2 separate regions of the Homo sapiens genome follow, and region 1 is linked to region 2. A link is a contact called in ENCODE Hi-C data. All regions are on one chromosome and are shown on one strand. Each heading gives the region's core, a stretch centred on a gene start or an enhancer-like site at or near the end of the contact. The rest is flanking DNA. Distances are from core to core; before and after follow the strand shown. Region 1 holds the start of EPG5 (ectopic P-granules 5 autophagy tethering factor). Region 2 overlaps SETBP1 (SET binding protein 1).

Region 1 (2,700 bases), core at 37-2,536, 1.2 Mb before region 2:
CCTCCCTCCCATACACTCCATTTCCTTTTCTTCTTTTTCTTTTCTTTTCTTTTTTTTGAGATGGGAGTTTCGCTCTTGTTGCCCAGGCTGGAGGGCAATGGTGCGATCTCGGCTCACTGCAACCTCCGCCTCCCAGGTTCAATTCTCCTGCCTCAGCCTCCCGAGTAGCTGGAATTACAGGCGTCCACCACCATGCCCGGCGACTTTTTTGTATTTTTAGTAGAGTTGGGGTTTCACCATGTTGCCCAGGCTGGTCTTGAACTCCTGACCTCAGGTGATCCACCCGCCTCGGCCTCCCAGAGTGCTGGGATTACAGGCGTGAGCCACTGCGCCTGGCCCACTCCATTTCAACGATCTTACCCCACCGCCAGACAAAACTCATACTCATTTGTGTGATTCACGAAATATTTATTTAGTATCTACTATGTGCTACTACGTGCAGTGTTCTAAAGACCCTTGGATACATCAGGCAACAAAATTAAGAACCCTGCCTTTGAGGATCTTACATTCTGGGAGGATTGACAGACACTAACAATAAGGATACAAGCAAATCACAGAAATCCTAGAGCTGGGAAGGGAAGATGTGGACAAGTTTTTCACATCTGGAAATTTCAAATGAAGCACACTGTAAAATGTATACTAAGAATACTTTTACGGATCTTATTTATCTTGTTACCTGTTTGCCTGTCCTTTTAGGAGCACATGTCTTTTTTCCAGTCTGGGAATTTGTACAGTAATGATAATTAATAACTACCATGTACCGACATGCCTGCCGCTACCAGGCACCTTTCTGGGAGAGCCCATTAAATTCTCATGACATCCGAAAAGGCAGGTGTGATCATTCCCCTTTACAAAAGAGGACGCCGAAGTGCACACCCCGATGGGCGTCAGGGTTTCTTCCTTGCGCGCAGTGCGGATTTAGGCTAACCGACTGGATCTGGTTTATCTGAAGATGAAAAAAAAGAATGGCAAACCCACTTTCCGGATTTCTTCAAGCCGACGCGGGTGAGGTGTGCGAGCGCGCCCGGGATCCGCACTGAGTGAGGTTCCGCAGAGCCGGGAGACGGAGGAGGTGGGTCAGCCTGGGTCGCTGCCCTTGTCCAGCGCAACCCAAGACACCTGCGCGCCGGGTGGAGCCAGGGCTAGGGGTGGGGCCTGGGCTCCGGGAAGGGGGCGGGCCTGCCTTCCTCCAGTGCAAATGCGTCCTGGAGTGGTTTGTCCTACGTTGCGGCCCGTAGAGGCGCCGACTCACCGCCTCTTCTCCGGGAGTGGCGGAGATTCGATCATGTGACAGTCCGGAGGCCAGAACCGGGCAGGTTGCTTGAAGCGCAGGGGTTTGACAAAAACAAACGGTGACGGCGCCGCGGAAGGGTCTATGGCCGAGGCGGTGAAGCCCCAGCGCCGGGCCAAGGCCAAGGCCAGCCGGACTAAAACAAAGGTGAGGATCTCCCCCACCCTCCCGAGGCTCTGGCAGTGTGCTGTGTCTCCTTGCTCCTCTCTTCGGCCTCCCCAGCCAATTCTACTCCCGTTCCCTGAGCCCTCTGCATCTTCCGCCTCCACCTTCCAATATTTGATCCCACCACCCGTTGACACCGGCCCTTCTCCTCCATTCCTTCTCCATATCCCCCTGCCACACTCTGTCAGGACCCCATTTTTCCTTCTCCCTCCTGTGACTTCACTGGCCTCTTCCTTTTCTGCTCTCTTGGCTTTCCTCACCTGGGTCTGGTTTCCTGCCGTGAAATAATTTTTCTCTTTCCAGCCCCATCGTTGACTCTCTCTTTACTCTTTTATATCCTAGAACATTTTTAGTCCCTGCCATGCATAAAGAGGGAATGTTCCCCTCCTCCACGCGGAGAAGGTACCTTTGGCAGAACTTTATAAGTAGACTAGTGCTGTGCCATTTCTGATCACTTTGAAAGTTCAAGATGATAGTAGTGCTGCCTCTGTTTATTTCTTATTGTCTTGATTGTTTATAAGGGGCATGAATGGCTAGAAATTAACCCAGGGCGGGACTCACACAGTAGGGAAGTGTTTGAATTTTCTGAGTTTCCTGTATTAGACTACATGTGGTATTAGAGTGATTTTAAGTTGATTTGTTTATAAGTGCAGTCTGGATTTTCATTTTATTATAGTACATATATACACATATATACATATGTACACATATATACATATATACGTACATATATACATATGTGTGTGTGTATATATATGTATATGTATTTTTTTTTTTTTTTTTGAGACAGAGTCTTGCTCTGTCGCCCAGGCCGGAGTGCAGTGGCGCGATCTCGGCTCACTGCAAGCTCCGCCTCCCAGGTTCACGCCATTCTCCTGCCTCAGCCTCCCTCCCGAGTAGCTGGGACTACAGGCGCCTGCCACCACGCCCGGCTAATTTTTTGTATTTTTAGTAGAGACGGGGTTTCACCGTGTTAGCCAGGATGGTCTCGATCTCCTGACCTCGTGATCCGCCCGCCTCGGCCTCCCAAAGTGCTGAGATTACAGGCGTGAGCCACCGCGCCCAGCCTATGTTTTGTTTTGTTTTTGTTTTTGTTTTGATATGGAGTCTCGCTCTGTCGTCCAGGCTGGAGTGCAATCTCGGCGGAGTGCAATCTCGGCTCACCGCAACCTCCGCCTCCCGGGTTCAAGCGACTCTCCTGCCTCAGCCTCCCGAGTAACTGGGATTACAGGCATGCGCCACCA
Region 2 (2,700 bases), core at 98-2,597:
CCAAACGAACATTATGGAAAAGGACTTCAGAGAGAAGAGTCTGAACAGCAAAACTGAAACATGTTTATAGTGTTAAAAAAAATAAAAAGCTGTCCACCTCTTTTATTTTGCATTTGGATAATGCTTTAAACTTTCCAGGATCCTCTGATAACCACTCCACCCTCACGATGGTAAGATCAATGGCAAATGGATTTATCTCCCCAGTTGATCCCAGAATGAAAAACAGAAACAGAGTGTGTGCACAACTGACACACAATAATCTAGCCAGCCCTTTCATCTTGGGCTCTTCTCCACGTATTATTACAAAAACAAATTATGTAACGAAGCACACAGTTGTGTGGCTTGAGGCATTTATTAAAAATAGGGCCTTTATGAAGTCTTTGTGTACTTTACATATTTAATAAACTTCAAGTTCATGTCACTTAGAATCAAACACGTGATGAAATTTGAAAGTAATATTATTACAGTTTATGACTTCTAATCTGCAAATGGGAGGCGGTCCTATATAGCTTTGTGTTTAAGAATATGAACTTTGAAATCAGACTAACTGGACTTCAAACACTACCTCTTTTATATACTCTCTAGATGTCATTTGGCAAGTTATTCAACCTCCCCATGCCAGTTAACTCATCAGCAAAATGAGAACAGTAAGATTTACCTCTTAAGAGTTTTGGGGAGGATTACATATACATTTGCAGGTAGTAGGCTTAGATTGGTGCCTCCCATACAGAACTCAAGAGATAAGTATTATTATTTGATTATTCATAATCTCTTTCAATGATTGCCAGCTTTAGTTACTACAACAAAACAAAGTCCCTACCTTCCTTGAAAAGAATGTATTATGTATCTAGAACTGTTGGAATGAAAATCAAGAAGGCTTGAAATGTCACTTACAAGCTATGTGTAACAACTCACATGAGTTAGTTGTTAAAGTTTAAAAATTATGTAAGGGTTTCATGAAGCTTTAGGAATGGTCCCTGAATTGGTGGAAAGGAAATTCCCTTCTGAACTTAAAAGTCAAAAAACTTCAGAGGGAAGGAATCTTTTAGAGATCTACTCAAGGTCATATGAAAGTTCTTGGTTCTAATTCCATCCAGGCCACCAGAGAGCCAGGAGATGCCCATCCCCTTTGAAGCTTCTCATGCCTCCCTCCCCACCCCTGGCCACTATTACCACCCTACACCCTTTTCTAACCATAGATTTCTAAGTAAAAAAGGAAATTGTCTAAAACTGAAACTGCCTTAGTCTATTATTGGCTTTGGTGGCTGTGGGAAGAAAACGGAGTTGGAGGGGGGAGGTATGTTGATGAAAATAATCTGAGTCATCACTTCCTGGAAGAGGTGACAGCACACCCAGAGCCGCTGGGAAGTCAGGGGGCCGAGGGGGAGGAGGTCCCAGCTCTGCCACAACCTCACATAGCACCGGGAGGATGTCCCTTAACTTCTGTGGGTTCCTATTGGCAAAATGACCCTAAAGGCCTTCCCAGCTATATGCCCCTATAATTCAGGAAAGGTCCTGGTGAATAAACCATCAGTGCTATTCACTGTCAGCCTAGAAAACAAAATGAACCTGTGCTCCTAAAATATGAAAGCCGAATCTTTCAAGCAAGGGCAGGCTGGTTATGGTTGAGTCAAGACATAACTGCTTTGTTTCCTAACTACTTCCCCAAACCCAGACTCTGCCCCTCCACACACACCCCCCAACCCAGTTTTGCTACACAATTCCTTGGACAGTACAGGTAACTCATTAAGAACAGAGGCCCTGGGATAGCCAGACTTAGTGCAGGAATCACTTTATAGTCTCTCTTAGATGTGAAATTATATGAAATTATTCCCCAAACTGTGAGCAGATACAGATGATTACCAGATTTAGATGTTGAAAAGAAAAGAACAATAACAGCATCAAGATGGGAGTCTCACGTGTTGCAATCACCTGCTTATGTGTCTCCCTAGCCTTGGGAGAGAAAACTGGCCCCTTTTACATTTATCTGATGGTAACTCTATGGGCAGCTACTAAACCCTCCTTTGAAAGTAAACCCCCATTGCCAGTGACCATGTGCTAAATGAGTGAGTGAAGAAATGAATGCTGTGCATCCCAAATTAGGAAGCAAGGAAGGAGGGCACATTCATACAGCTCCTTGAACTCTGCACACACTTTGGCTTCTTGCAGTAATTTAATAATATTCTTGCTCATTCATATTCTTTCTTTCCACTTCCAGCCCCACCCCCACTCATTATGTAGTCTGACTGAATACCACTCAAAATATTTTCTCAATTAGAGGAGAAAACAGGAATTTGCCACTTGTCTGCCTCTATTCTGCTGCCTGTCAGCCTTCAGCAAATATTTCAATCCTGGGCCTTTGCCTGCTGCTAACCCCTGTCCTTTAACCCTTGACCCTGTCCTCTTCAAATCCTCTAGGCTTTACCTTCTCATCCTCCCAGCCCAGACACTCCACTCCAGGGCTGGTGTCACAGGCTACTATGTTTAACCACAAGAGGTACAGTGATGCCCCTAAAGCAATCAGAACAAGAGCTGTGCTTCTGAGATTTGCTTATCTGATCAAAAGATGCTCAGAAAAATTAACATATCACAGTGGATGAGAGACAATCTGTAAACAGACTCCCACTCTCACTTACCTATCTCTGGTCTTCAGAGCCTCTTCTCTGGTCTAGGCCAGCTCCCCTCCCCCACCCTATATCC

What was found. Hi-C counts contacts between places; a loop is a spot of excess contacts on that map. Pooled maps may share reads with other maps.
Region 1: a loop to region 2 is called in a pooled map, with 4 times the contacts of the local background. The contact joins the promoter of EPG5 here to the enhancer-like site in region 2. A Hi-C loop is called at or near these places in 2 of 168 maps with a recorded cell type or tissue (left colon and mammary epithelial cell) and 4 of 50 pooled maps.

Annotation. Positions count from the first base shown.
Region 1 is chr18:45,965,915-45,968,614 of GRCh38, reverse strand. EPG5 (ectopic P-granules 5 autophagy tethering factor) reads left to right here and starts at 1,286. Exons shown (of 44, transcript NM_020964.3): 1 at 1,286-1,438. The coding sequence starts at 1,376. RefSeq lists an enhancer at 1,026-1,527.
Region 2 is chr18:44,724,403-44,727,102 of GRCh38, reverse strand. All of the region lies in intron 2 of SETBP1 (SET binding protein 1), which reads right to left. Among named protein-coding and RNA genes, the nearest start is that of SETBP1, 45 kb to the right of the region's middle. RefSeq lists enhancers at 1,400-1,589, 1,720-1,769. Within about 2 kb of position 1,347, at least 21 of the 41 ENCODE cell types and tissues checked have a DNase peak (open chromatin) inside an H3K27ac peak, as active enhancers do.